Linked DNA regions of Homo sapiens: all the other regions are linked to region 4. The links are chromatin loops, found by intact Hi-C in ENCODE. Cell type or tissue: chondrocyte. All regions are shown on one strand.

What was found. Hi-C counts contacts between places; a loop is a spot of excess contacts. Peaks named below come from ENCODE experiments on the same cell type or tissue, not always from the same donor. Only the 100,000 strongest peaks of a DNase experiment are listed, where the experiment ranks them.
Region 1: it touches region 4 in a loop (8-fold over the local background); 15 of 110 quality-filtered maps call a loop at or near these places.
Region 2: it touches region 4 in a loop (9-fold over the local background); 14 of 110 quality-filtered maps call a loop at or near these places.
Region 3: a loop joins it to region 4, with 2.4 times the contacts of the local background. A loop is called at or near these places in 15 of 110 quality-filtered maps.

Annotation. Positions count from the first base shown.
Region 1 is chr5:140,803,887-140,811,886 of GRCh38, reverse strand. All of the region lies in intron 1 of PCDHA1 (protocadherin alpha 1), which reads right to left. All of the region lies in intron 1 of PCDHA2 (protocadherin alpha 2), which reads right to left. The region is part of intron 1 of PCDHA3 (protocadherin alpha 3); the gene reads right to left. PCDHA4 (protocadherin alpha 4) reads right to left here and starts at 4,819. Exons shown (of 4, transcript NM_018907.4): 1 at 2,315-4,819. The coding sequence starts at 4,699. It also overlaps PCDHA@. In chondrocyte, CTCF peaks have their summits at 4,237 (motif pointing left), 4,590 and 4,918; DNase peaks (open chromatin) are centred at 2,926, 3,356, 4,280 and 4,566.
Region 2 is chr5:140,822,938-140,830,937 of GRCh38, reverse strand. All of the region lies in intron 1 of PCDHA1 (protocadherin alpha 1), which reads right to left. All of the region lies in intron 1 of PCDHA2 (protocadherin alpha 2), which reads right to left. The region is part of intron 1 of PCDHA3 (protocadherin alpha 3); the gene reads right to left. All of the region lies in intron 1 of PCDHA4 (protocadherin alpha 4), which reads right to left. It also overlaps PCDHA5, PCDHA6 and PCDHA@. In chondrocyte, CTCF peaks have their summits at 2,383 (motif pointing left), 2,630, 2,836 and 3,038; DNase peaks (open chromatin) are centred at 637, 1,020, 7,427 and 7,541.
Region 3 is chr5:140,962,615-140,970,614 of GRCh38, reverse strand. The region is part of intron 1 of PCDHA1 (protocadherin alpha 1); the gene reads right to left. The region is part of intron 1 of PCDHA2 (protocadherin alpha 2); the gene reads right to left. The region is part of intron 1 of PCDHA3 (protocadherin alpha 3); the gene reads right to left. The region is part of intron 1 of PCDHA4 (protocadherin alpha 4); the gene reads right to left. It also overlaps PCDHA5, PCDHA6, PCDHA7, PCDHA8, PCDHA9 and PCDHA10, and 6 more genes. In chondrocyte, no CTCF peak of the experiment used is centred here; DNase peaks (open chromatin) are centred at 2,834, 3,534, 3,764 and 4,164.
Region 4 is chr5:141,035,819-141,043,818 of GRCh38, reverse strand. No RefSeq gene overlaps it. Among named protein-coding and RNA genes, the nearest start is that of PCDHB1, 12 kb to the left of the region's middle. RefSeq lists enhancers at 1,800-3,203, 2,399-3,333. In chondrocyte, CTCF peaks have their summits at 2,235, 2,435 (motif pointing right) and 3,436 (motif pointing right); a DNase peak (open chromatin) is centred at 2,538.

The DNA of each region.
Region 1 (8,000 bases), 230 kb after region 4:
CTACAAAGAACCTAAACACATTTACAAGAAAAAAACAAAAAACCCTATCAAAAAGTGGGCAAAGGATATGAACAGACACTTCTCAAAAGAAGACATTTATGCAGCCAACAGACACATGAAAAAATGCCCATCATCACTGGTCATCAGAGAAATGCAAATCAAAACCACAATGAGATACCATCTCACACCAGTTAGAATGGCAATCATTAAAAAGTCAGGAAACAACACATGCTGGAGAGGATGTGGAGAAATAGTAACGCTTTTACACCGTTGGTGGGAGTGTAAACTAGTTCAACCATTGTGGAAGACAGTGTGGCGATTCCTCAAGGATCTGGAACTAGAAATACCATTTGACCCATTACTGGGTATATATCTAAAGGATTATAAATCATGCTACTATAAAGACACATGCACATGTATGTTTATTGCGACACTATTCACAATAGCAAAGACTTGGAACCAACCCAAATGTCCATCAATGATAGACCGGATTAAGAAAATGTGACACATATACACCATGGAAGACTATGCAGCCGTAAAAAAGGGTGAGTTCATGTCCTTTGTAGAGACATGGATGAAGCTGGAAACCGTCATTCTGAGCAAACTATCACAAGCACAGAAAACCAAACACTGCATGTTCTCACTCATAGGTGGGAATTGAACAACGAGAGCACTTGGACACAGGGTGGGGAACATCACACACTGGGGCCTGTTGAGGTGTGGGGGACTGGGGGAGGGATAGCATTAGGAGAAATACCTAATGTAAATGATGAGTTGATGGGTGCAGCAAACGAACATGGCACACATGTATACCTATGTAACAAACCTGCACGTTGTGCACATGTATCCTAGAACTTAAAGTATAATAAAAATAATAAGAAGAAATAAAAATAAATCTTGACCCCTACCTCACAACAATGATAAAAATATGTATATTCCAAATGGATTGTAGATGTAATGTAAACAATGAAATAAAAGATACCACAGAAAATTATCTTTGTGAAATAGGATCAGAAGCAAAAATTGATAAATTGAGTTTAATCAAAATTATGACTTTCTATTCACCAAAAGACAAAAAAGAATTAAAAACTAGCCATGAGGTTGAAAACTACTAAAAAAAGGAGTTATGTTCAGAATACAAGATTTGTTTAAGTAATAAGAAAAACAAGATAAGGAAATAAATAAAGTTCTATGGAAGCAAAAAGAAGAGAAAAAAGAAAAGAAAAACAACAGACTAGAGAAATAGGAGATTTGAGCAGCTATTGCACAAAATAAGGTATAAAAATTGCCAAAATAAAATAGAAAGGTACTCAACTTCATTTAAATATAAAATAATTTCAAAATGAGATTACAAAAGTCACCCAGTAAAATGGCTAACATGAAAATAACCTGACAAATGTAGAGATGATGTGGCCCAGCAGAAAGCCTTATGCACTACTAGGAATGTAAACAGGTAAAAACATCTTGGAAAATTGGTTGGTGTTAGCTACAAAAGACAAAGATACACACATATTCTGTGACCCACAAACACAACTCTTAGGCAAAAACCTGAGAGAAATCTGTGTACATGGGCATCAAAGAAATGTACAATATATTTATGATGGCATTATTTGAAATAGACATTGAGGCACAATGCAAATTCCTGAACAGTAGAATAAATAAGGTATAGTATATTTATGAAATAGTACTAGAAACAGAAATAAATAAACTACAACTACATATAACAACATGGATAATTTCATAAACAATGAGTGATAAATACAAATAACACACAAATGCACAGACAATACATGTTGTGCAAGTCCAATTAGATAACGTTCCCAAAACAGGCCCCGAACAAACAGTTATAAAAGGCAAATGTGCGGTTACACTGGAGGAAAAATAAGGGAAGTGATTTGGCAGGTGCATGCGAGGGGCTTCAGCGATGGAGGCAACGGAGCTTTTCACTTTCATACAATTTATGGAGCTTTATTATTTCAGCCTGTGCACATTTGTTTATATGTAATAGGTTAAATAATAGTAAAATGTTTTCTAAAATGTTGATTATTACCAAAAACAAAGAGGGTGAATATAGTGAAAATTTACTAGAAATTACAGTTCTGTTAATATGCATTGAATAATGCAGCATAAAATGAAGGAAGGCAATATATATTGCTCTGATGTCCTATAATTCCAAAAGACTTTAGTTAAAATGGATATGTAAAAAGAGGTAAAATTTTAACCCAGGGAAATTTGACTCTTAGAAATAAATTTACGAAGAAGTTGATAGAGAAAAACAATACGAAAATTAAACAAAAGGATGTTATACACTAACCTTTGCAAAGGATTCCTCAGTTGTCTGCAGCTGATCTTCTCTGTCCCTAGAGTCAGGTAAACTGGGGCTGAAGGCCATGAGGTCGGTCTTGGGTGGGCCCTCACCAGAGCACACCCTCGGCCTCCTCTGCTGCGAGTATGACCAGCTCCCCACCGCACTGGAGCACACCAGCGTGGGCTTGCCCGGAGCGCACGCGCCCTCGGTGGGCAGCGCAGAGCACCGCAGCGCGGTGTACAGCAGCAGCGTGAGCACCAAAAGGCTGGACACCGCGCAGATGGCAATGATCAGGTATACGTTGACATCCACCAGCGCAGCATCGGGACCCACAGCGCCCACCAACGCCCGTGAGGAGGCCTTTGGCGCCTGTCCACTCTCCACAAGTGACACCAGCACAGTGGCCGTGGCCGTCAGCGCGGGCTCGCCGTGGTCCTTCACCAGTACCAGTAGGCGGTGGCGCGGAGCGTCCGTTTCGTCCAGGGCACGCGTTGTGCTGATCTCGCCAGTGTACAGCCCCACGCGGAACGGGATGCGCGCGCCACCAGTCCCCGGCTGCAGCTCGTACGAAAGCCACGCGTTGTAGCCCGAGTCAGCATCCACCGCGCGCACCTTTGCCACCACGTGGCCCACACCCACCGACCATGGCACCAGCTCGCTCACTGCGCCACCAGTGCCACCCGCCCGAGGCGCTAGCAGTGCTGGCGCGTTGTCGTTTTCGTCCAGCACGAACACCTGCAGCGTCACGTTGCTGCCCAGAGGTGGCACGCCGGCATCGCGAGCGGTCACCTGAAACTGCAGCAGCTCTAGCTCCTCGTGGTCCAGCGGCTGCAGCGCGTACACCTTGCCGCTCTCCGCATGCACCGAAACGTAGCTCGACAGCGCGCGCTCCCCTACCCGCCGCTCTACCAGCGAGTAGGACACCAGCGCGTTCTCCTGCGCGTCCGCGTCCCACGCAGACACAGTGAAGATGTGGCAGCCCGGCGGGTTGTTCTCCTTCACGAACACTGTGTACTCGGGCTGCGCGAACGCCGGAGCGTTGTCGTTCACATCAGCCACCTCCACAGAAACACTGGCCGTGGCCCACAGCGAAGGCGAGCCCCCGTCTCGCGCGGTCACCACCAGCTCATAGGCTGACACGCTCTCGCGGTCCAGGGCACTGTCCAGCACCAACGAGTAGTAATTCTTGAAGGTGGACACCAGCTTGAAGGGGACGTGGGACGTCAAGGAGCAGGTGACCAGCCCATTGACACCCATGTCTTTGTCGGACACGCTGATCAGGGCGATGACTGTACCCAGTGGAGCGTCCTCTCTAATTGGAAGTGATAAAGACTTGAATTCCAAATCTGGGACATTATCGTTGTTGTCTTCTACTTCCACAATAACTCTACAATGGCCAGAAAGTGGGAGCTGTCCCTTATCAATGCCCTCTACAATAATTTCATAGGATTTGCTTTCTTCAAAGTCAATATATCCCTTTACAATAATTTGTCCAGTAATTGGATCTATGTGAAACTTGGATTTCACATTTGGCGAAATATCATTTGAGAATGAATAAACAATGTCCCCATTCAATCCTTCGTCTAAATCTGAGGCGTTAAGTTTAATTACCAATGTTCCATTAGGAACATTTTCTAGTAATCTCACCTTATAAATGGTTCTGTCAAAAGCTGGGGCATTGTCATTGGCATCCAGTACTGTGATGAGTAACTGAACGGTGCCAGTCAACTCGGGTTTGCCTCCATCAGTGGCTGTGAGCACTAAAAAAATCTCCGGAGCTTCTTCTCTGTCTAAAGATTTCCGTAATATAAGCCCAAGACCTTTTACCAGCTCGTCATCAGGTGGTTTTTCCAGAGAAAAGTATTCATTTGGGCTCAGTCTGTAAGTGAGCAGGGCGTTCTCCCCGATATCTGCATCCGAGGCGCCCTCTAGTGGAAACCGAGAGTCAAGCGGCCTGGATTCCGCGATGGACAGGTTCTTTTGTGTTGCTGGGAACACCGGCGGGTTATCGTTAATGTCCCTCACCTCCACGTCCACATGGAAAACCTGCAGCGGCCTGTCTACGATCACCTCCAGGTGGATGCTGCACTCCGCGCTCCGCCGGCACAGCTCCTCCCGGTCGATCCGAGAATTCACAAACAAAATGCCATTCTGCAGATTTACCTCCAGAAGGCCTCCGCGGCCCTTGGACGCCACCCGGAACAGGCGCGGCACCAGCTCCGCCAGCTCCAGTCCCAGGTCCTGCGCGATGCGGCCCACGAAGGTGCCGTGTTTGGCCTCCTCGGAGACCGAGTAGTGGAGCTGACCGTTCCCTGCCTCCCAGGCTGCGAGGAGAAGAAGTAAGAGCAGCAGACGCCGGGATTCCTGGCCGCTTCCCCAGGAAAACTCCATCTTTAGTGCACAGTATTTTGTTCTGATTAAATATCGTTTCTCAAAGTCAAGGGAAATCTTTTAATCGGTCAGTCAAGTGCAGCTGCATCCTCCATATTTCAGACTCCAAAGAGTGTATATGGTTCCTTCCAGTAAGAATAGAAGGAATTTTCCCTTCTTCCTCCTTCTCTCATGTATTTTGTGGTAAAGAGCGACATCATGTGGCTCCAAACCGTAAGTAGCAATTGTGGAAACCCCCACACACTCTACTGTAAACTACTTGGTTTTATTTATTATTTCAGTCGTTTCGGAGAATAGGAATACATTTTGTACTACTGTGGTACACATTGTACCACTGATTGATTGAGTGTGGTCCTTAGTTTCGCCATAGGGGCAACTTTTACTTCAGTAGAAATAATTTTTTCAACACAGGTTTTAAGTATTACAGAGACCTAACTATACACTTTGTAAACATGTAACTGTAAACTGTTGATTAGAAAAATTCATTACAGATTCCTGTGTTCCCAAGAATTCCAGGGTTTTTTTTTATTAATGATAACACCCTCTTCACCCTAGTATTTCTGGTGTTGTTGACTTGAGGGGACTGGTCTCTAGGGAACTTCTGGTGCCAAGAACAAGCTATTGACAGGGAAATTTGCAGATGTTTTATAAAAGGATCAAAGACCATCAGCATTTAATTAGATGTCTTCCTTGAGTCATGTCAGGGCTGAAAGTGCAAGGAAGCAGGAAGTTATAGCAAATAGCTTGCATGGAAAAGCATTCCAAATAATTTTATTCATTGGAACTCATTTGCTCCCATGAGAAACGCTGGTATTCTCATTTTGACTCTTACAGTTTATAAGTACTTGCTTGTTCTCCAGTATGTAATGTGCCTAAGCTTCTATTTTCTCCTATAGTGCTTATATATTTTAGCCAAACTGAATATTTCCTGCTTCCAATAGCTTTTTTTAATAAACAAGCATGTTCATTTTGTCCTGTCTATAAGTAATCCACATCATTTCTAAACTCTTCTAAAGCCAATTTACCCCATTTTATAACCACTTAAAACTTCCCTGACCCATGAAGAATGTCATGATCAAACCAATTGAACAGGTATTTTTTCTTCTTTTACAAACTGCAGCACCAGGGTGGAATCGCGTGGGCCATTTATTACATTAATTTATCTCTTATAAGCATTTGAGTATGTGTGTCCTTTTTTGGAATATATATTTTAAAGGGAATAGTTGTATCTTAATTGTTTAATAGCTCAGAGGGACTTACCTAATATTTCCTAAATATTTACCCTGCAGAAAATGTTTGCTTCCTTCCATTGCCTAATAAAATGCATTAATTTAAGGTGATCGCATATCTAGTTGGGAAAATGTGGTGTTTCAATAGCCTCTATGATTTTCTAAAGATACAAAAAAAGTCTCTAGACATTTCCCCAATTAAGATGTATTTCAAGTTCAATGTTGAAAACTTGGGTTTTAGCTTAATTTTTATTCTAATTCTTGGTAATCATGATCTTTGAATCATCCTGGGTATTAATGGGGAATGAAGACTTCCCAATAAATAAACCACAATACATTTTCTTACATAAAGAAATTTAATATATAAAGACATAATGGTAGCCATTTAAAAACTTTCCTTGCCTCCTATATCCATAAAGTTATTTTCATCCTGTTTGTCTAAACAAAAAATCAATCTAGTGAAAATAGCTTTACGCTCCCTCTCTATTGAAGAACTACACTCACACAAACACACACACACAAAAACCAAAACAACAACAAAAAACCCACCAAATTTCTGAATCAAACAGAAACCAGAGTACTTTCACTATGTGGGGACCCAAACTATATTTTTACAAAATGATCATTGACATCAAGCACATTGGAAAAAAGGAGGAAGAATTCCATTTTCACCCATTTCATTTGTAATATTTTCATTTACCAGGTATTTTAATGTACAGATGGGGAATGCAGCAGAATAGAAAACAATGTTTATTTGGTAGCTATTCAATATTTATTTGGCATAGCATCAGTACATCTGTGAAGTGAAAATTCCAAAGTCTTCAAAATGTCTTTGCCAAGAGTCTTGTTAGACAATAGTTTCAAGAGGCAAGCTGGATTTGAAGATTGAAGTTCCATATCTGGGAAGACAAGTACTTTGGCTGACTCTATTATATTCAAGAAGCTGATAACAGAACTAAATTTTTAAAATACTGACCTGAGATGGACACACTATGGCTACTACTTCATGGACAAGGGAGCAACAAAGGATAGTGCCAAAAAAGGAAATAAAGAAAATGGAAGTGAGGGGAAGGAGAGGAGTCAAGAAAAATATCTATTTTACGTGTTAGACCTCCCACACTGTCAATGAGTATTAACCAGGTTTCAGTTGGTTACTATTTCTCTCCAGTGGTAGGGAAACTTAAATGGGAGTCCAACTAATTGCTAGAGGAGATAACCAAATATGTAGGGGTAGTGATTAGAAAAAAGTCTACCTTCAATTTCATTTGGTTCTGGTTATTTGGAGTTTTCTACTTATTGCATGGCACACATTAATAGGCAGGATGCTATTCAGAGAAGTTAACCAGTAATAACATTATAACATTGGCTTATCAAACTTATTTCATATTAGCATCCTTAGTATGGTATGCAAAAGACACTAATGAATAAAAAGTTTTGCTAGTAGGGATAGTTTTAAAATTAGATACCATAATTATTTTCAAGATATTGTTCAGATTGAAAATTATTTTTAACAAGATTTAAAACATTCTTTTAAAATGAATATATAAATATACTATACAACTATTAAATTTTCACTTCATATTGATATTTTAGTTATTAGTAATAAATTTTAACATATAATACAGTAGTATTATTAAAGTAGTATTAAATAAAGTAGTGATAAACTAAAGATGAACAAAGATGCAATTCTAAATGCAATTGTTATTCTCGATTTTTTTCCCAACTGGGAAATCAAGAAACAATAAACGGTATTGCCAAATTAGAGCACAAGGCCTAAAATGAATCATATTCAAGTAAAAAATAAGGATTGAGACTCCAAACAAGTGAATAAGAGAATAAAAGAGGTTCCATAAAAGACAACAGGTGTAATGATCTAATTTTTGAAACTGAAGGTGGAAAAGCATAATCAATAGGGAGTTATAAGCATTAGGTGAACTCATAAAATGAGCAAGTAACATTTGTACTAACAGGTAGTAGGAAGTCCAAATGAAAAGTGGCAAAAGATATTGAAGAAGCATTGTATAGGGATAAGTATAAAACAAGTCGAAGTCAGATTCTCTAAATAATGCAAT
Region 2 (8,000 bases), 210 kb after region 4:
AAAGTGTCGACAGAAAAACATTGAAATGGAAAGTGTAAAAACATAAGTGATACACTGGTGCTCAAATTTCAATATATGATCAAAAAAGAGTATATGTAAAAAAATTATCCTAAAGCTCAAAGGCAAACAAATGAAAATCCCATATAATTAATCAGAAAAAAATGCTACTATGATTCTGAATTAAAATGCAACAGAAAACGACATATCCAAGAATATTTTGGTTTGAAGACAAAAATTCTGAGGTGCAGATTGTGGACAGTGATTTCTAATTTCACTTAAATTATGAATATTAAAGAAGCAAAGAGATTAAAATAAGAAACACAATAAAATGAAAATATGTAATTTTGTAAAATTAATTAAAAATTAAAAACAGAAATATAGAAGACAAATATGAGGAAAACAATTATAAATTTAAAATAAAAATTAACTGTTAATTATGAAAATTCACTTACTTTGGCATCATGATCTTCATTTAAATCCTGATTCTCCGCCTTACCCATCATAATAGGACAAGGTGAAAGGCTGGGGCTAAAGGCCATGAGATCCATCTTGGGTGGGCCCTCCCCGGAGCACACCCTCTGCCGCCTCTGCTGCGAGTACGACCAGCTCCCCACTGCGCTGGAGCACACCAGCGTGGGCTTGTCCGCCGTGCACGCGCCCTCGGTGGGTGGCGCCGAGCACCGCAGCGCTGTGTACAGCAGTAGCGTGAGGACCAGCAGGCTGGATACCGCGCAGATGGCGATGATCAGGTACACGTTGACATCCACCAGCGCCGCCTCTGGGCCCGCGGCGCCCACCGACGCCCGTGATGACGCCTTTGGAGCCTGGCCACTCTCCACCAGCGACACCAGAACCGTGGCCGTCGCTGTCAGCGCCGGCTCACCGTGGTCTTTCACCAGCACCAGCAGCCGGTGGCGCGGAGAGTCCGCTTCGTCCAGGACACGAGTGGTGCTGATCTCGCCCGTGTACAGCCCCACGCGAAACGGGAAGCGAGCGCTGCTTGCCGGGGGCTGCAGCTCATACGAAAGCCACGCGTTGTAGCCTGAGTCGGCGTCAACTGCGCGCACCTTCGCCACCACTTGGCCTGCACCCAGTGACCGCGGCACCAGCTCGCTCACTGCACCACCAGTACCACCCACCCGAGGCGCCAGCAGCGCCGGCGCGTTGTCGTTCTCGTCCAGCACGAACACCTGCAGCGTCACGTTGCTGCCCAGAGGCGGCACGCCCGCGTCGCGCGCGCTCACCTGAAACTGCAGCAGCTCTAGCTCCTCGTGGTCCAGCGGCTGCAGCGCGTACACCTTGCCGCTCTCCGCGTGCACCGAAATGTAGCTCGACAACGCGCGCTCGCCCACCCGCCGCTCCACCAGCGAGTAGGACACCAGCGCGTTCTCCTGCGCGTCCGCGTCTCGCGCAGACACCGTGAAGATGTGGCAGCCCGGCGGGTTGTTCTCCTTCACGAACACTGTGTACTCGGGCTGCGCGAACGCCGGAGCATTGTCATTCATGTCGGCCACCTCCACAGACAAGCTGGCGGTGGCCCACAGCGAAGGCGAGCCCCCGTCCCGCGCGGTTACCACCAACTCATAGGCCGACACGCTCTCGCGGTCCAGGGCACTGTCCAGCACCAACGAGTAGTAATTCTTGAAGGTGGACACCAGCTTGAAAGGGACGTGAGGCGTCAGCGAGCAGTTCACCTGCCCGTTGGCACCTGAATCGAGGTCGTTCACGCTAATTAGGGCGATGACAGTACCAAATTGAGCGTCTTCACGTACAGGCAAGGATAAGGAAGTCAGTGCTATCTCAGGGACGTTATCATTTTTATCCAAAATTCTCACTAAAACGGTGCAATGACCCGCCATGGGAGGATGGCCTTTGTCCGTGGCGTCAATGAGGATTTTGTATAAGTTTTCTTGTTCAAAATCCAAATTACCCCGAATCACTATTTCTCCCGTATTTCGATCTATGCTAAAGTGGTCAATAACCATGGCTGCAACAAGGCTATTAAAAGAATATGAAATTGCCCCATTCGCTCCTTCATCCCGATCAGAAGCATTCAGTCTGATAACTGTTGTTCCGTTGTCTGCATTTTCGAATATTCTTACTTCGTATTCAGACTGTTCGAAAGTGGGAGCATTATCATTCACATCCAGCACTGTGACCAGCAGCTGAACAGTGCCTGTGAGCTCAGGTTTGCCCCCATCTGTGGCTGTCAGGAATAAGTTGTGTGCAGGAGCTTCCTCTCTGTCCAAGGATTTCTTTAATAAGAGCCCAATTTGTTTATTGTCATCACTGTTTATTTTCACATCTAGCCCGAAGTATTCGCTAGAACTGAGTTTATAGGTTAAGATGGAATTTGAGCCAACATCTGCATCGGACGCGCCCTCCAGTGGAAACACAGAATCTGGCAGCCTAGATTCGTAAATCAGCACTCTTTGTTCCTCTACCGGGAACAAGGGCGGGTTGTCGTTAATGTCCCTCACCTCCACGTCCACATGGAAAACCTGCAGCGGCCTGTCCACGATCACCTCCAGGTGGATGCTGCACTCCGCGCTCCGCCCGCACAGCTCCTCGCGGTCGATCCGAGAATTCACAAACAAAATGCCATTCTGCAGATTTACCTCCAGAAGGTCCTCGCGGTCTTTGGAGGCCATCCTGAACAGGCGCGGCACCAGCTCCGCCAGCTCCAGCCCCAGGTCCTGCGCGATCCGGCCCACGAAGGTGCCGTGTTTGGCCTCCTCGGGTACGGAGTAGTGGAGCTGGCCGCTCCCCACCTTCCAGGCTGCGAGGAGCAGAAGCGGGAGGAGCAGACATTGCTTTCCCAATCTATCCTCCGGGGTAAACACCATGTCAAATACCTCTGGTTTTATTTCCATTAGAAGATCTTCCGCATAAAGATAAAATACTGTATGTTCCGGAATTTATTAATCCATTTCTTCTGCGTCCGCCATCATTCAACAGTCAGGGAATGATGCAGTAATAGAAGAAATTTGAATGTTGGCTAGCTATAACTTCATGGTAGACAGCGACATCATGCGGCTCCAAAAGGTAAGAAATCAATTCACGTAACAGTGCTATACCATATATTTTTAAAACAGTATCTTCTTTTCTCTACTTTTATAGTAAACCCTCCTCACGTTTGTAATTTGCACGGTCAGTGTTATCCCGACTTCTTTTATTAATTTAAAGTAAGGGATCTAATTATTCACAGCTAAACAACTTTTCTACCAATATTTGCAACATTAATATCAACCAGTTCAGCAAATTTAAGTGTTAACGGAACTGCTTTTTAAATCAGAAATGTAAACTATTCTACACTCTTGGTAGAAAAGAAACTTGCCCACATCTGTCTTTCCTAGGACATGCTATTATATAGTGCTCTAGGGAAAAAATGTAACTTAAAATTATCAAATTTTGGTTGAATTTTTAAAGCCTTATAGATTATTGAAGTCCATGCTTTCTTTGTTCAATAAATATCAGATGCTCTTAAGGTTCTTCTGTGTAATGATGGAAGATAAAATTCTAGAGCATATTCTTTATCACATTTAATTTATCTGCAGCTTATATTAGGATTCTTGCTTAAAATATTTTCTTTTCATATACTTCACCACTTCAAATTCTAGTGGAATTTCTACCCATTGTGCTTTGCTGTTTTTGATTCTTCAGCTGTTCCTAAATGATCTCGTTTTTCTCTCTCAACTTCAACCCTGTCCCATATCCTTTCCTTTAATTGTTCTCACTCACTTCCAAGTTTTGAATAAGACTTTTATTGAGGTATTTACAAATCCATATCTGCATCCCTTCTTTCTATGTTTCTAATTGTCACTTTCACCTATACATGCTGACTCCTAGAAAATAGTTTGTTAAATAGCAAGGCATGAGCAATTATTAATAATCCCCAAATTCAAATTTTTAAATTCATATTTTTAATGACATGAGCATTTCCCATGTCACCTATATTACTTTTTAAATTACTCCTTTTCCCTGGCTTGCCTTATTCCACATCCACCTAAGTCCATCTGTCTTTCACATGCTATCATATTTATCTTTATGAGTACAGCTTTCATTGAATTTTACTAAACCTAGAAATTGCAAGACACTTGAGAAACTTCTAGTAACCTAATATGTAATCACATGTTAGGTAATCAACTTTTTGCAGGTTATTTTCAATTACTCTCCAATATGAATCTTATTTTTCTGACAATATAGACCACTTGCTCTTCCTCTTTCTCAATACCACCTTTGTTTTAGCTGGGTTTTTTTAATTACGTCTACAATTTACTTGCAAAAATGTTACCTTCATATAAAAGTCAGGGCCAAATATCAACTTCGCCCTTAATTTAACCTTAATGTTATCCATTTGAAGTGATTAAACCCCTCCTTCAAAGGAGAAAAATAGAGTCACCAATAAGACTTTTCAAATGACATGATCATCTTCACCTTACTCCAAAATTCTGATATACAGTAAAATGCCTCACAGATGATTGTGACACAAAGCCTTTTCTTCCATGTGAAATTCTATCTTAAAATAATTAACCTGGATCTATTTAGTAGTTCTTATCACTGACTTTCTATTGCAGTTATTTTGGGCAAACAAAGGGTTCAATTTCTTAACCAAAAACAATCCCCAAAACAAGAGGTTCCTATAAAAAAGACAAGCTGCACAAAATATACATAAAGACTTGATATATAAAGAGATATATAAATAGTTTATATCACAAAACTTGATTTTTTAAAATGTGACCATTGTTAACTTTAGATTTATAGAATGACAAAAACTATTTCTCAATTTCTAGGACTTCCTCAAAGTAGCTCAGGATATTAGGAATATATAAATAGCATGATAGAAGGGTACTTATAAAATTGAATGCATATGAGAATAAAAGAAACAGGCAAAGCAACAGAAATAGGGAATTCACATTTTATCATGTAAAGTGTGGACTATTTACTACCTATAAATCCATACTTTTCCCCTCAAAAGAGTAGACAAATGGTTCTCATTATTTCAGATGGAGAGGACACCTGTCTAGCGTAGTCTCAAACATACAGCTTTAATAAACAACTCTTTGTAAACAACTCAAGAGGGGAGTTTGTATCATGGTATATTTATTTTTTTAATCTAAAAGTAACAACAAGCAGTAAAATTTCCCAACCAAAATATAGTAGAATTTGCACAACTGAGGAGATTCACAGTTACTCCTCATCAATATAATAATTTAGGCCAGGCGCGATGGCTCATGCCTGCAATCCCAGCACTTTGGGAGGCCGAGGCGGGTAAATCACCTGAGATTAGGAGTTCGAGACCACCATGACCAACATGGTGAAACCCCGTCTCTAGTAAATACAAAAAATTAGCCAGGTGTGGGCACATGCCTGTAATCCCAGCTACTTGGGAAGATAAGGCAGGAGAATCGCTTGAACCTGGGAGGCCAAGATTGTACCATTGCACTCGTTTGGGCAACAAGAGCAAAATTCTGTATCAAAATATCTGATATATATTATTATTATATATTTATTATATATATTATATAAAATATATAATATATTAGATATATATTAGATATTTTAGATATTTATATATCTAATATATATTAGATATATTGAAAAATATGCAAATTTCCAGAAAATTAAATCATTGTTCCACTAAATGTTAATGTTAAGGGAAAAATAACCAATCACATACCTACACAATGGAACACCATAGATCCAGATAAAAGAAAAACAAATCTACTTCAGTAATGATAATTCATGATCATCAAGATACATTAGTAAATGAAAAAAGCAAGATTAAAATCAATACTCATATGTTTTTTAAGGGGGTAGGGAAGTTTATTTGTATATGAAAAAAATCTCTAGAAGGATACCAGAGAATGTTTTGGCTTCATGAAGGAGGTGAAAGGGAAAATTTAACTGTATTCTTTTGCACCTTTAGAACAGTAAACCATGTATATGTGTTTCCTATTCAAAAAATCAATAAAATGAAAAATATAATTTTTAAATTACAATTATCAAATTCATCATGGGTATACAGGTGAACTGCTTAGGCAAAGTTGAAATAAACCATATGCTGCAAAAATACAATTGAAAACAAACTAAATTAGTGTAATAAAATAATAATTAATTTAAATTCAATAGAAACAAAAAGGCAAAATTGGAAGGGTGGTGTTAAAACATTTTTATAGGCCAGGCACTCTTGCTCAATCCTGTAATCTTAGTACTTCGGGAGGCTGAGACGGGAGCATGGCTTCAAACCAGGAGTTCAAGACCAGCCTGGGCAAAGTAGCAAGACCCCTATCTCTACAGAAAATAAAAAAAAAAAAAAAAAAAAAACTTTAATTAGCATGTGCATGTAGTCCAGCTACTTGGGCGGCTGAGATAGGAGGATCACTTGAGCCCAGGAGTTTCAGGCTTCGGTGAGCTATGATCAGATCACTGCAGACTAAGCAACAAAGGGTCTCTAAAAAATAACAATAAAATAAAATAAATTTTCATGTAGTCATAAACTGAAACTTTGAGAATGACTCCAAACTATGTCTTACAATTATTATCCTACATTTTTAGAGATGCAAAATTCAAATGCTAATATAAAATATTATTTTAAAAACACTTAATATCACAGAAAGCTGATGAATCTATTACCCCAGCAGAAAAGCCTCATAAAAAGCATATAATACATGAATTAGTGCAATAATTGTGTACCACAATATTTGTGTACTAAGACATAATTTTTAAATACAAAAAAAGTGGGTGAATGTGACATTTAATATTTGAAAATTGGGAGGGAAAGATGGATGTTAATATTAGAAAACTCACGTTGTCTGTAGAGGTGGGACCCTGAGGAAGGCTTGGACTGAAGGCCATGAGGTCTGTTTTGGGTGGAGCTTCCCCAGAGCACACCCTCTGTCTCCTCTGCTGCGAGTACGACCAGCTCCCCACCGCGCTGGAGCACAACAGAGTGGGCTTGCCCCGTGTGCACACGGCCTCGGTGGGCTGCGCCGAGCACCGCAGCGCGGTGTACAGCAGCAGCGTGAGCACCAGCAGGCTGGACACCGCACAGATGGCGATGATCAGGTACACGTTGACATCCACCAGGGCAGCCTCGGGACCCACAGCGCCCGCCGACGCCCGCGATGAGGCCTTCGGCGCCTGGCCACTTTCCACCAGCGACACCAGCACTGTGGCTGTGGCTGTCAGCGGGGGCTCTCCATGGTCCTTCACCAGCACCAGAAGGCGGTGGCGCGGTGCTTCGGTCTCATCCAGAGAGCGTGTTGTGCTGATCTCGCCTGTGTACAGCCCCACGCGGAACGGGATGCGCGCACTGCCAGGCGCTGGCTGCAGCTCATACGAAAGCCAAGCGTTGTAGCCCGAATCAGGGTCCACTGCGCGCACCTTCGCCACCACGTGGCCCGCACCCACTGACCTCGGCACCAGCTCGCTCACTGCGCCGCCGGTGCCACCCACTCGAGGCACCAGCAGCGCCGGCGCGTTGTCGTTCTCGTCCAGCACGAACACCTGCAGCGTCACGTTGCTGCCCAGAGGCGGCACGCCCGCGTCGCGCGCGCTCACCTGGAACTGCAGCAGCTCCACTTCCTCGTGGTCCAGCGGCTGCAGCGCGTACACCTTGCCGCTCTCCGCGTGCACCGAAACGTAACTCGACAGCGGGCGCTCGCCCACCCGCCGCTCCACCAGCGAGTAGGACACCAGGGCGTTCTCCTGCGCGTCCGCGTCCCGTGCAGACACCGTGAAGATGTGGCAGCCTGGCGGGTTGTTCTCCTTCACGAACACGGTATACTGGGGCTGCGCGAACGCCGGAGCGTTGTCGTTCACGTCGGCCACTTCCACAGACACGCTGGCGGTGGCCCACAGCGAAGGCGAGCCCCCGTCCCGCGCGGTCACCACCAGCTCATAGACCGACACGCTCTCGCGGTCCAGGGCGCTGTCCAGCACCAACGAGTAGTAATTCTTGAAGGTGGACACCAGCTTGAAGGGAACGTGGGGCATTA
Region 3 (8,000 bases), 73 kb after region 4:
AAATCCAAGTTTTAAGTATCACAAAGCATATCTCTGTTATTTCAAGCATACATATGGAGACGAACACACAACACAAACACACACACATATTCATCTACTTTCTAATAATTTATGTACATTCTTCATAATAATGAACAAGCTGGCCTTATACCTACTTAAATCTCAAAACTAGTGCATATACTAACACCTGCCTCTACACCTTACTGTAGGGTAAGCCATCCACTTTCCAAGCCAGCCTTTTGAAGCTATAGCAAATCAAATTTTAGATCCAGAAAATGAATGCATGCTTTGGAAGTACTGTCATTTAACTTAAAGACATGAAGGACTTGAAAAGGCTACTTTACATCTCATCAAAACCATAGAAACTGTCAACAGAAAATCAGAAGATTACAGGCTGCATTTAAGCTAAATTCAGGGAAATCCTCTTACAATGAATTCAGAGTATGCCAAGAAAGGTGACTATTGGGAGAATTCTTTTTCCCTTCTCTTCCTTCTAATCCCAGCTTCTCTTGGTCTTCACCATCCCCCCACACCCCTAATCCACTCATTCTAATACCTCCCTGGACCAACCAGACAAATTGGTACTTAATCTCTCTGCCTCACCATCATCCACTCCCTCTGACAGCCCTCTACAGAAGAGTTGCCACATCATACAGCCAAAGCAAACTTTAGCTTCAGTATGATGTCTAAATACTACAGCTTTATCACTTGTGACATGCATTTCCAGAGGATCCTATCACATAGGTTCAGTGCAAGTACCAGAAATATTAACTAGATAATTTCCACTGTAGACAGTCCAGAGTATAAACAGAGACAGCAGATAGTGGTGACTATGATAGCCCCTAGAGGCCTCAGAGCTTTTTAAGAAACATCACTCATATAGGATTTCAAAAGAAAAATTTCCCTGTAGATGATACAGCAGAGGCCATTTCTCCTTGAGTCTCATAACATTACTCCCTAAAACATAATCCCTATTCCAAGGCCTGTCCTGTTTCTCTACAAATCTGTGTTTTAGCATTAAATATTAAGACTAATCCTCACTTCTCAAACAATTTTATGGACAAGGCTTCATGCCTCTGAAAATGAAAAATAAAACAATTCTTTAGTGCTATTTTTCTAGAGAGGAAATAGCAGATTATGATCAAATTGTGGATACTATATATACTCAGTTTACCAGATAACTCTTGTCACTGTTAATGACTCAATAAAGCCAAATCACAGGATATTGGGGGATGTGTAACAAATGCATGAGTTTGTAGAAGACCCCCTGACCACTGTCTCACCTCATTTTGAGAAACAGCCTCATTTTTGAGAATAATCAGGTTCCCAGCATTCTGACCACTTTGGCCTGTGAGATTCCTGCTGTCAGTCACTGCTGCTTGGGCTCCCGAAGGCCCTGGTCCTGTCTGGGCCCCTGTATTGTAAAACATGAAAGTGTCACTCCCTGAGCCTGCTGTCAGACAGGCCTTGTAGCAGTAGGTCTTGGTGAGGGAGCCATTCCCTCGAACTTCAATGAAGTGAGGCTGCACTTTGAGGCCATGCGGTATCCTGGCATCAATATTGTTGTTGGCTTGTTTGTACAGTTCTGCAGGGGACCTTTCCCTTACTCCACAGAAGCCTCCACAGCATGCAGTGCCATACGCAGTGTAGCGGTAGCACTTGATGATGCTCAAAATGATGATTGTCAAAAGAAATATAAAAGACACTGTGCTTAATGCTATTATTAGATAAAGGGTAATTTCAGAGTATGTCCGAGGGCTCTTAACATGCCTCTGAGTGTCAGGGAGGATTTTGGAAACCCTATCCACCACAGCTACTGTAATGGCCACAGAGGCTGATAGTGATGGCTCTCCATTATCTCGGACCACCACGGTCAGGTTGAAAGTGCTACCACTCTCATCTCCCATCTTCCTGGTAGTCCTAATTTCTCCTGTGTGCAGCTCTACCTTAAAGAGGTCCAGGTCAGAAGTCTGGGCTAGATGGTAAAAAAGCCAAGCATTTTGCCCAGAGTCTGAGTCCATAGCTATGACTTTGGTGACCAGGTAGCCAGCAGGGGCAGTTCGAGGCACCATCTCGAAGGCTGCTGACGAGTTGGTTGAGGTAGGGTACAGAATGTGAGGGGCATGGTCATTCATGTCCACCACATATACGTTGGCAGTCACAGTGCTGCTCAGTGGTGGGCTCCCCTTGTCCTGAGCCTCCACAGTCACAAAGAACTCCCGAAACTTCTCATAGTCAAAGGAGTTGACAGCATAAAGGCTGCCACTGGCACTGTTAATGGAGACATAGGAGGTGACTGGCAGCCCTTGAATCTCCCTCTCCAGAAGGGAGTAGGTCACCTCTGCATTCTCCTTTTCATCTGGGTCTGTGGCTTGCACAGTACAGAGCAACACACCTGGCAAATTGTTCTCCTGTATGTAGATGGAATAGGAGTCCTCCAGGAAGCTTGGTGGATTGTCATTGATGTCAGAGATCTCAACCTTCAGTGTACGCAGGGATGTGAGCTGCGGTATTCCCCCATCTGTGGCTGTCACCGTGATGTTGTAGACAGCCACCCGCTCTCGGTCCAGTGGGCCGCTCACCACCAGTGTATAGGAGTTTCCAAAGCCATTCAGTCGGAAAGGCAGTGTGGCCTCCAGACCCAGGCTCACTTTCCGGTTGGGGCCTGAGTCTTGGTCATTGACACTGAGAACGGCCACAATGGTGTTGGGTGTAGCATTCTCAGGCACTGGGCTATACAGGTCCGTGAGCACCACCTCTGGGGCATTGTCATTCACGTCCACGATGTCCACCAGCACCTTGCAGTGACCTGCCATGGGCACTGGACCCCGGTCAGTCGCCTGCACATAGATCTGGTAGGAGGAGGCTTCCTCATAATCCAGCCCCCCAATTACTCGCACTTCCCCGGTACTGGCATCTATGCTGAAGAGCTGCCTCTCCCGGTCCGACGTGTAGCTGCTCAAGGAGTACCTGAGCTCACCATTGGAGCCCTCATCCGGGTCTGAGGCATTCAGCTTCACCACCAATGTGCCTGGGGGTGAGTCCTCCCGTAGCTGGACGCGATAAGTGGACTGGTCAAAGGCAGGAGAGTTGTCGTTAGTGTCCAGGACACGCACAGAGATCTGTGCCGTACCCGAGCGGGCTGGGATGCCCCCATCCACGGCTGTGAGAACCAGGTGGTGCAAGGCTGCCTGCTCCCGGTCTAGGCCCTTACGCAGCACCAGCTCAAGCACTTTACTGTTCTCCTGCAGGGGCTTAAGGTCCAGCTCGAAGTGCTCGCTGGGGCTGAGCTCGTAGGTCTGTACTGAGTTGGCGCCCACGTCGGGGTCCTGCGCACTCTCTATGTGAAAGCGCGCTCCAGGCGCCACCGATTCGCTTACCTGAAGCTGGTAGTTGGGCCGCGGGAAACGCGGTGAGTTGTCGTTGATGTCCAATATTTCCACCTCAACGGCGCTCACCGCCACGGGGTTGTGCGCCAGCACTTCCAAGCTGAGCAGGCAGCGAGGCCGCTGCTCACACAGCGCCTCCCGATCAATGCGCTCGTTGACGAAGAGCGCTCCACTCGTCAGGTCCAGCTCCAGGTAGCGCGGACTGGGCGCACCCAGATGGTTGATGCGCAAGCAACCCGGCCCCAAGCGCCGCAGCTCAAGCCCCAGCGCGCGAGCCACGTTGCCCACGAGCGCGCCGGGTGCCTGCTCCTCTGGCACAGAGTATCGCAGCTGGGAGGCCGCAGGGCCAGGTAGCAGCAGCAGCAACAGCAGCAGGAGAGGCAGTAGCAGCAGCCAGGGCATGGGCCGCCGGAGCCGTGGATGCTCTGTCGCCGCAGGTCTGGTGCCCGCCTGCTCCATAGCCACTGGCCGCGGCGGAGGCAGCCGGGCAGGGCCGGAGGCGGCAGCTTCCCCAGCCGTGCCCCACGCCCGGGCCCCGCCTCCGCTCGTGCCACCCTGCGCCTGCTCCCCCACCGCTCACGCTCTAGAAAGCGCCTGGGGCCGCTCCCTCCGTAGGCCCTCCCAAGGGCTCCTGGCCCCACCGTCCTCGCTGACTCCCCATATTCCAGCTCCTCCGCTCGCCTCCGAGTCGCTCAACCCGGCTCGGCTTCCTGCTGCTGCTGCCGCTACAGCTCCAGGGGGAGGGAAAAGGAAACAGAAGGGAAGACAGAGGGGGAGGGGGAAAGGGAGCGGTAGGAGGGCTCAGCAAGTCCTGCTCTGATTCCGCGCCGAAGTGGCGGACAGCGAACCCGGACTGCTCAGCCTCTCCAGCCCCATCTCCTTCACCCTGGACCTGCCGGATCCCAGCGGACCGCAGGAACACGGCCACTCCCTTTCTCCCTACCCCCACTGTCCAGTTCATCCAGTCTCCACCGTCTCTCCCCTGCTTAACGGGTCTTTAAGGAGATTAGTCTGGGAAAAGCAGTCAAGCCCCTAGAAGTCTGGCTATCAGCTCCCCAGGAAAAGATCTCCAAGCGCAATTCAGGAAAATAAACTGAGGGGCCTTAGCTAAGTATGGGCACCCAGGCGGCGGATCTAACATTAAAAGGAAACAACGCAGGGGGAGGCGCTCTGGGGTTACTGGCGATGGGAACTATTCACCTGACTCCCACATCTTCCCTGGACACTCTTAAGTACTGCAGAAAGTGCTCAACTCCTAGGGCAAAAGGAGGGGGATGGCAAATGCTGCCCTCTTTCCGGGAGCAAGCCTAAAACCAGCATCCTGGGATCCAAGACTCAATTCTGCTCTCGGCCAAGTGGCCCTTATTTTCAGTGTGTGCCTTGGCAAATAACCAATATTTAAATGTTTAAAATGCTCTGTTTAAAAAAATAGTCTCCATGAAGCTGTAGGCAAATCTATTATTTGACCCATTTTGGCGACAATGGGGAAAATCTGGTAAAATTTTTAAAGAGATTCTTCTCTCAAGCTTTTTCTAATCTTGCTTCAAATCTTTTACATTTATCACCCAAGACATTTTCTTTCAAGAGTAATTTAAAATTTTTTCTTTAATGGATGACAATGTCTTCAAGAGTCTGCAAAACCATTAAATCAAGAGCGTTACTGTTGATCTCCTAAGCCAGGCTGGAATTTGGATTCCATTAATGCTTTGCAGTTAAAAAAAAAAAAAAATCTGCTGTCATTAAGCAAAATGTGGGAGTCTGGGATTTATCTTACAATAACCAGCAATTTCAATGACTGCAGCTTATCTTCCTTAAATATAAGACTCCTTAGACTTCTGTTCTTCTGTGTCCCCAAGTTTCCTCTTGTACTGCTATAGAGGCAACACAGAGACAACAAATTCACTTCAGTAAAAGAGAAGGTAGAAGGATCAGAGGAAATCTTTCCATGCTGTGTCATTGCCTCTGCTGCTCAGTTCTGAATATTCACTCTTCCCAGGTTCTCACATTTCTTCCACAGGAATTTGAAATCTATTGCCTCATGTGCAAAAAAAGCACTCACTAAAACGTCCTTTCTCTTCATCTCCCAGTATTCTGTCATCTGTAGATCTTCCTCTATGGGTCATTTTCTAGCTATGGACTGGAACAAAGTCAGAGTGAGACCTGACATTTGGCATGCTTCCCTCCTAGAGCGGACAGTTAAAGGAGCCAAGGTTGTGATCCTGACACCCAGAATTCAAAGGCCTGAACTAGCACATCCCTTCGTTCCACCAACCAAGCACACTCACTATCAATGCTCCACTACCTAGCCAGTGTTATTCCAGAGAAGCGCCCAGCCTCCTATCACTGCTGCTTCTTATTTGTCCTCTTTGTTTCCTCAAGGGTACAGAGTAGGAAGCAATTTTCATCAAAATCTATTCCTGTCTCCTTTCTTGGGTCTCTGGCTTCTTCCTCTTCTCTCTGCATCCTCCCCAAACATCCCTACAATAATTCTGTCTCAGTTTGCTGTGGTAATTTGATCTCGGAGGCCTTAATCTCTCAAGTGCACAAATTGTGGACCTGGCCTGTGTCCTCACCCATTACTTGTTTCTGAAAATAAATGGCTTATAAGTGGAATCAAGTTGTAAGTTGTCATGAAAAGTGATCTTTCCTCCCCTTATCTCCTCCCAGCCCTCCAAGTCGCTGCCATCTCTGCACGCAGCTCAGAGACCTGGCCACTGGGTATTGACCAGGCATAGACCTGTGACTGTGAAAAAATCATAGGCACTTAAGGAAGAGATTACAGTGGCAGAGGCTTGGTAATTTTTTAATGGAAGCCCCCAAATGTCATGTCTTGGGAGAAAAACCAGGACTCTCCTTTCAGCACTCTTGTCATCTTCCAGCAAGGACACCTGCCAGGTTGTCCATTATGCTGTTTTAGGCCTTGTAGGTATTTAGCTCCAGCTAGAATTTACTGCCTTAATTATTAAGGAGTCAAATATAAAGCCAACACAATCAGCCTCATTTTGAAAGACATTGTACTAAAGAGATGGTATACTCTATTTGGCACTATAATGATTTCGTTCCTCACACCATTATACTGAGGCTCCTGCCAACCTTACTAGTTGTTAGAATGTGATTGCTCAGACTGTTGTTAATTACCCTTTCTACAAATATTAACACTAATGCCTTGACCACACCATTATGCATTCCTTTCCTTGGACCTTCAAGAGCTCTCTATTAAAAAGTAGAACACAGTAATTAGGAATATAGACTTTGGAGTCAGTCACACTCCTGCCAGTGACTAACTGTTTGGCTATGGACATGTTACTTAGCCTAAGCTTCACTTTACTCATTTTAATTAAGGAAAACAATAGTAAGCAAAACTCATACGGTTATTATTATGATTACATGAGAAAATGTATGTAAAGCAATTTGCACAGTGACTAGTTAAGTACATTATTGTTGTTGTTGCTGTCGTCATGAAATACAACAATTTATTATCATCAGATAAAACCTTAGTTGGCAGTCTATATGTAGCATGGCCCTTTAGATATCAAACACGGATAAACACATTTAACTATGCCATATAGGAAATCAACCATGATAGGGAAGATGCGTATGCAACAAAGTTAAGCTTTCCCAATTACGTCTAGAACTATATCCTACATTTTGAGAACAAAACCAGAAAACAGCCCCTTTTTATATCATGAAGTAAATGGGACTTCTGTTATGAGAACCCCTTCAAGAGATTTGTTTCCTCACAAGAGATTTACCTTTTTAGAAAACACAGAAATACTTTAGCAACAGAGTATGAAGTTAGTTCCTAAACATGCTGTAATCTACAGCATCCAGTAGGGAGCTTGGCACAGAGGTGCTCAATTAATGTTCTTTGAAAAGAACTAAATTTACAAATTTATCTGTGTAATTCTAATACAAACAGCTTCTTATTTTCTCTCCTCCTTATAAAATCTTACATACATTTCAAAGTCCAGATGAAAACCTACCTAATCCATCAAACAGTGTCTACTCTAAACACGAGGTTTTTTTTTTCATTTTCACAGTCTACAGCATATCTGTAAGATGGCATGTGTCATTTTTAAATTCATCCAAATAATTTAATATTATCTCTTTAATTATAAGCAACCTGAAAGCAGGAGCCATGTCTTATATTTCTGTCTCCTTCACAATGTAGAAACCCTTATAGACTCTCAATAAATGTTAATTGCTTCATTTTCTTCAGATCTTATTTTTAGTAAACTCAAGCTGCTACAGAAAAATTTCCTATATAGGGATAGAGCATATCTTATGGAGAGGAGGTTGAGAAGTATCTGTCAAATAGGGAAGGAGCTAGTTTTCATTTTTTAATTCATGTATTTATGTTGCTCTACAAACCGAGCACAAGTTATATAATAAAAAAGAGACAAATGGTCATCTCTGATGTTTAGAGTTGTCCAAAGTAGTTTTTAAAAATTCCATCTTGTTAAAAACGAATAGGATTCCTGATCTTCATGCATCCCCAGAAGGAAAATACTTTCCAATATGATTATAGCATTATTTACAGATAAAACATCCAGTGGATGGGAAGATGAAAAAGTTTTCACATAACTTGATGGCTAAATTTTTTCACATCTC
Region 4 (8,000 bases):
TTTTAATTCTTTTTATAATTAATTAGTGATCTGTGGAGAGATTTGAAACTACGAGGATATGCTATTCCCAAAACAATTTTATTAACCATTGATTTCCAACATCCATGAATGATCCTTGCCTTGAATAAATACATATTTGTATATATATATATAGTATAAGTGTATGTGCATACGTATATCTATATGGGATCATGAGACTTACACTTTCAATACATTAATACAGATATCTTTATTTTCCTCCCCTACTTCATATTTTGTATTTTCCTTGTCCCAAAGTGAGAAGCCTTAGTTCACAACAGCATCAATATATTTACCCATCAAAATAAATCTCAAGATATACATTAAAGAATTTTGGAATTATTACACTATTACCTAAGTGCTAATTAACTTTTTTGAAAATCCACTCAGGGAGGCAAGAGAAATGTACTTAGTCGCATATTGAATAACAAATTCTTTTTACCCAATGTTCTTTCCTTTAAGACTCTACATTTTCTGCTTATAAAATTAGTTTAGATCAAAATTGATTCTAACATTAATGTAAAATGTATTGTTTATTTTTATTCATCTTTAAGTCATAGGTTTAAATGTTTCTGAAATTGTTCTGATGATAATTTTTTCACTATTTTCAACTTCTTTTAGAAAAAAAATACCTTAACTAAAATATTGGAGCATCTCTTCTGATTTGTTGCTTCTACTATTGTACCCAAAGTTCAGGTAGTTTTAAAATTTTAATATTGATAATATTTATTGTAATAGTAATTTTAACAGGCAGGTTAATATTTGGGGTCACCTCTAATTTTCATTCATATATACCTTTTAAGCCTGAAAAAAAAAGTCTATTTTTAGGAGTAGGTGTATTTTGAAACATTGAGGTCACACCTGCAGTTGTAAACTTTAGTACTATTTTAAAATTTTATTCTTCCATTGTGTCTTTTCATGCTTTTAAGGTTTCTTATTCATATTAGCAGAAACAGGATGCTTTGGTGGATAGAAGTCCTTTTTAGGCAGCTCAGTTTATTGCAGCTGCTCTTGATCTCCCATCTGTTGCTTTAAATGAGAATGCCTCTTATTGCTCAACCTGTGCATGTGCGTATAAAGTTTCCTTCTCCCACAGTAACACAAGAAGCCATAATATAAACCAATACCACTTATAGACTGGATTTGTAGTACACTCTTGTTTAAAACAGATGTCTTTCATCTTCTTACTATTCATGCTTTTTTTCATATTGGTAGAACAGGCTATGGATGTCTTTCCAGGAAATCTGACAAGTGTTTGGAAACGTCTCAATTTAATCAAATAGAGACTATATTAGAGTGATAATTCTTTCCCTTGATAAGCACTTATCAATTTCTCCTTTTTATAGAAAATTCAGTTAACACCAAAATCAGTACCTACATTTTTATTGAAATTAATATCTATTCAACAAAATTTTGTTTTAAACCTTAAAACAGAAATGGTAACTTTTATGTTAAGTAACTATGCTATTATATTTTTATTCTATGTTAAGACCCATAGAAGAGTAAATGAGAAAATAGCTATAAGAAAAGGAAATACTAACTGGGCTGGTTGACTTATAAAACCAAATGTGCCCTGGGATGGGTCTTTTTTCTGAGAGTGGTAAGATTGTTTGCTTGGGAAAGAATTTTATTTCACTCTCAACTTGCTAGAATTGATTTTACACTGTAACCCATACACCTGAACATACAGTAAGACTCTGAAACAACACTTGAACAAGGTATTTCCCCTATTTTTTCTTGCTATTTATCAAGATCTGTACTTACAAAGCAACTTAAGGTTTCCTCCTCTGAAGCTGGATGTATGTAATTCACAGTAACTTAATCATCACTGTGTAAAATAGTGTAAATAATATACACAGACTAAAAGTAATAAACATACCATAAATTTTCTGTATTTTTAGCACTCTGATAGTTTATGTATTAGGCTTGGAAAAAATAAAAAACAAGAGTTTTCATCCTAGAATTCCCACCACCTCTTACCAATTCCTAAATATAGTCACACTTTTCATCTTCCAGAAACTGAGATCAGAGTAGCACTCTCGGCTAAGCTTCCTGGAATATTTTTGGCTAACAACATAGTGCTTCCTTAGTATTTCTTTCAGTAAAATATACCCTGTGGAAGTTTTAGTAAATATTTCTAAATACCTATATATACAGATACTTTAAAAATACCTATTTGATTACAAGATGTGTTGGAAAAAATGCTTGGAGAAATTTAAACATATTCGTAAATTATTTTGAGTAGAAGCGAGAGATCACTCTGAAAATTCTAAATTTTTCCATTTCTCTTTAAAAATAGGCAGATCTCTCAAAAAAACCACTTCCTGACGCCCCAAATCTTCAATTTGTGTCTTTTAAGTTTTAAGTCTTAATCCAAAGAACCCTTTACACTTTATCAATAGCATTTTCCTCATCTGCCACCAGGTGGCAGGTGGATCCACTTTTCGGAACGCGACCCCGACCCCGCCCTACCGGAAGCTGTCATGTAAAGGAAATCTCTCTGGCCACGCCCAGAGTTCAGCACCATGGCCACGGACAGCGACACCGCCCAGTTCGGTCCCATGACTCGCTGCAGAGATTTTCACCACACAAAGGAAATGGCCAATCCCAACTGGTTCCAAGGGTCGCGTGACTGGCTAATTTACAATGCCAGAGGTGGAGGGGGGTAGGAACCCCTTGTTTTGGGATTTTTAGCCTGGAGGAGGAACAGACTGATATTAAATAATACACCATATTGCAAAATCCTGTGGTTGTTTTTCTCTCTCTACTCTCCAGAATCTCAGTGACTCGTAAATGCTGTCTTGCTGTACAGGGTAAAGGGGCTAGATTACCCAACCTCCGTGTGTTGGTTTATTCCGACAAAATGCGTAAGACAGCAAAGGCGGTACAAAAGTCAGTGTGCGTTATGGCGGCCAATACCTCGGCTTGCACAAAGCTGCCTGTCAGCTTTCCTAAGACACCAGCACTGGGACGGACTACATTTGCTTTTTCTCGATTTCCAATTAATTAATCTCGGAAACACAAACAGCAGCTGATTTTTTTGTTGTTGTTGTTCGCTTGAAATTACTATTTAAGGCAAAGACACTGGAGTGAAACACGAGTGTGTTCTAGAAGTAATGGTTTAGTTGTTATCTTCAGTTGCTTAGCGACTAATTAGACAAGAAGAGAACTTGTGGGTGGGGATTATTTGCGTTTTAGAACGGCAGAAACCAGGGGCAAATGAAAATGAGTTCAGGGGCTAGCGTTTAGAATCAATCTAATTAAATCTCAGTGCTGGGGAAGTAAGCAGCGCTAAAGAGGAACAGTAGGCAGTTAAGGTTCACAGGTGGGTTAAATTAAGCCGAGTTTTTGTTGTAATTTTTCCGTACCATATGGATTGCTTTCTCATTCCCCGTTGTTTTGGCGGCGACAAATTCGGATCTTTAACCAGCAGAGGGCGAGTCGACTGCATTTTTCAGCCCTCAGACACTCCCTCTTCCTCCCTTCTCTGCCCCTGGGAAATTAATTTACTAAGCTCTTCAAATACAGACGAAGCTGAGGAAGGTGTTGTGGAAGGCGAGCAGCGCGCAGGACTTGGCAGAGTGCCCGCCCTGTCAGCCTTGGATGTGTGGCTGCACCGCACTCCTGACGACACGGATCTCCTTGCTTGGGGCTGCAGAGGGGATTGCAGGGGTTGTTGCAGTAGGAAGCGGGGATGAAAAGCACCCCCATGCCCAGACGCCATAGATATTTAGGATCACTAGCTTCAGAGAACTGAGAGGGCCAGAGGTAGCCTAATAAAATGAATGTAAACCATGAAGTTGGAAAAGAGGAAAGAAACCGTTTACGTCTCAGGGCCAATACTCAGTGAGCTGGAACAATAACCAAAAGGGAGGGGCTCTGCTCTGGCTTTGCCTTTCTGGGAAGAAAAATTGGAGGATGAGGAGTAGGGAAAGGGAGAAGATGAGGGCAAAGACTAAAAGTTTGGCTGAGTCATCTTTAAAAGACAAGCAAAGCAAGCCAGCCCAAGGGAAGAGACAATGAAAGCAAGCCTGCCAGAATGCATTGCAGAGCAATAAAGCATGCTGTACAAAGTTAATTTATTGTTGGGCGGAGCCCTCCTCATTCTGGAGGGGCATACCACTTGCTCCAGAGGGATGATTTACTTTGTATTGTAAGACTTTGTAGAATCCCCCTGGCAGGCAGCCAGAACTCCCATTAATTCAGCATGTCCTTTCTCCTTCACATATTTATGTCTCAGAATTCGTCTAACTCGGTTTCAAACTAGTAAAATTAATTTTTTCTGGAGGCACTAAACTAAATTTTATGCAGTATTGCATTTTCTCTCCTTCAGTCATTAAATTTCTGTAGTGCTTGTGTTTAAAGGACACCATTTTATTAATAAATTCAATTCATAAGATAGTATTATATTCCCTTGGAGTTGGTATTGGAGAGGACAACAGTAAGATATCTTAAGATAGATCAACACTTTTCAGAATGCATGATTTGACTCACAGTTTCATGGCCAATTTTACAGATAAATTGCACTGTCATGGTGTTTTGCAGCACACCTGTGTTTCTGTAGCATTTCCCCTGTAAAAGAGCACTTGTAAATTTCCAGTGCATACACCCAAAATTTATTCATGTTGTTTCAAGATCCAAACAAGTGCCTAGTAGTATTGGCTAATATAATCTCCCCATAGAAACAAGAATTATCTTTTTAAAACCTAAGTACTAAGTCAGTGAGCAGGCACTTAATGAAAGAGAATATCCAAATAGCCAATAAGCATATGAAAAGGTTTACAACATCCTTAACTGTTAAAGAAATGGAAATTTAAGCCACAACTAAAAGCCTGTATCCATCCAAGAGCATGGCTAAATAAATAAATAATAAAAGCTGACATTTTCAAGCCTTGGAAAGGATGAAGCAACTCCAACTATCACACAGTACTGGTGGAGTGTAAATTGTTACAATCACTCTGAAAAGCTGGCAGCAATTTACTAAAGTTCAATAAAACATACCCGTAGATATGCACTCTTAGGTATACATCCAACAGAAATGCCTACGTGTATGTACAAAAAGACATAGACAAGAATGTTCATCATAGCTCAAACCTGGAAGCAATCCAAATGGATAAAGATGTTGTTGTTGCCATATACAGTAACATACACAGCAATGACAATTTTTTAAAAACTACTACATGCAACAATATGTATCAGCCTCACAGACATAATGCAATGTTTAGCAGGAAAAAAATCAGAAACAAATTTTTCTATGATTCTATTAATTTAAAGCTCAATAATTGTATAAACTACCCTAAGATGATTAAAGTGAGGATAGTGGTTGCCTCGATGGAGATAAAGACTGGAATGGGGAATGAGGGAGACTTCAGGATTTGGTAATATTCTATTTCTTGACATGAGTGTATTCACTGCAAAAATCTATTAAACTGCACACTATGATTTGTGCATATTAAGTATGGTATATTGCAATAAAAATATACTAAAAAATTTTACTGATGCAAATTGTATGTATTTATGGAGTACATGTGATAGTTTGTTTAAAAGACATAAGACAGATTATGTTGCACCCATGCTTAAAACAATTCAATGTCTTCCCATTGCATTGAGAGTAAAATCTAGATTCCTTAATATGGCCTACAAGGCCCTGCATAAACAAATCCTATCTAAATTTCCAATCTTATTAACCACTTCCTCCCTCAATTACCACACTTCAATTGCCCTGACCTTCCAACAGTTCCTAGAACATTAATCAATCTCTTTTCAGTCTTGGGGTCCTTGAGCTTGCTGTTTTCTTTACCTGGAGTGGGTTATCACCAGCTCTTTGCATGACATGTTCCTTCTAATATGTCAACTCAGATTAATGACGTCTCTTTAAAGAAGCTTTCCTTGACTCCCATCTAAAATCTCTGGGTTATTTTTCTATTTGCTGCCGTGACAAATTGTCACAATGTTAATTTCCCCTTGCTATGTAATATATTCACAGGCGTCAGGACTAGGATGTAGGCATCTTTGAGGGGGACATTATTCTACCTGCCACAGTGCACTTCTTTTATTGATTATAACATTATGCTTATTTTGGTAGAGCACTAATCACAATTTTAAATAACTTTATATATATTTGTTTACTTGTTCACTGTCTAACTTCTCCACTCTAATGTAAATTCTAGTGAGAGCAGAGACCGTATCTGTCCTGTTCTCTTCTGTTTTCCTGGTGCTTAGCATGATAATTGGTACATTGTAGGGGTTCAGTAGGAATTTGTGGAAATAATAAGTAAATTATAAAAATTTAGACTCTGCTTTGATACTTAACAGCCCTGTTTGCTTTTTATCGTTCTTGCTCATATAAAAATATATATTATGTCTCGGCAGTAGAGAAATTTCTGAAGAGATATTAGCATAGATTTTTTTCAACTTCTCCATCATACTAACTCACTATAAAAAATCATGCCTACAGATATGGGCCCATATATGTCATATAGGCCCATATCTGTAAATTGATTGTAAAAATTTACACTCTACCCTATATAGCTTCATATATGTATATACATATATCTTCATAATATAACTTTATGTTTTATTGGCGTTAAAAGGATAGTTCATAAATTGCCACTTCATGGAAAATAGCACATCATAGGACTCATGAAGCTGAAGCAAAAATACTCTAGAATAAAGAGTTAGAATTTGTTACAGTCACATGAGAAAAAATATGGTACATGGGGCTGTAAGTCTGATCCTATGATGTAGCTAGAAAAACAGTTATCTGTCATCAAATAATCATTGCTTATTTCTCTTTTGCCGGGTTGTAATACCAGATACCAGAAAATTTAAAATACTTGTTAATTTATTCATTTATTCAGCAGATATTTATTGAGCACCTATGAAGTGCCAGACACTAGACTCTGGGCATATAGCATCAATAATATATGGTATGCATTATTAGGGAACCCCTGCCTTTAGGGAGCCCAAAAATAGATACACAATATTATATGAAATAGTGGCAAATGTTATAAAGGAGAAGGGGGATGATGAGAAACCAATTAAGGGTTTTTAATGGAGATTTGATTTACATTATAAAAAGATAAGTCTGGCTGTTGTATGGGTAGAAGAAGGGAAATTCATTAGAAGCTCATGGCAATAATGCAGGCCAAAGATAATGGTAGTTTGTACAAGGGTAGGGGTGCTGAAGAAGTTTAAAAAATTGGTTGGGTCTGGAACTTTTTTTTTTAATTGGCATGATTTCATGATGGATTTAATGGAAAATGAAATAATAAAAAAAGAATGCTCTCTGTTTTGAATATCTTAGTGATTGGTGGTGTCATTACTAACATGAGGAAAGTTAGGGTTAGTTTTGGAATGGAAAAATCAACAATTTTATTTTGGACATGCTAAATTTAAAATGCTTGTTAAACATCTAAGTCATATCAAGTGGGCAAATGAATATTTGGATCTGGGGACTTAGAGGAGATACTATATCTACAAATATGAATTTTAAAGTAAAGATTAGGAAAACTATAAAGCAATGAAATGAGGTCACCTGGAAAATTCACGTAGATAGAGAAGATGGTGAATCCTAGCACACATCAGCTTTAGAGGTCTAGAAAATGGAAAGAAGCCAGCAAAGGAGACTGAAGGAGGGAATGACCAGTGTGGTAGGAGGAAATCCAGGAAAGAATGTCCCCTGAGAACCATGTGGAGAAACTGTTTGAAGGAGAAAGGAAATACTGCTTTAGTTTAGTAAAATGAGGCTTGAGATAGAAAGATGGAAACCTCTTGTGACCTTGGCAGAGCAGATTCAATGAAGTAGTAAAATAAAAACCTGATCTAATATGATAATCCATTATGAAAATATTACAGAGCTTGAGTTCATTGTAAATAATGCTACTTGAAGTAGAGGTCATATGAATTGCTAAGATTGATGGTCTATATGCATATAATTAATTAACTTCTAAATTCACTATTTCTTAGTATTAGTAGATCAA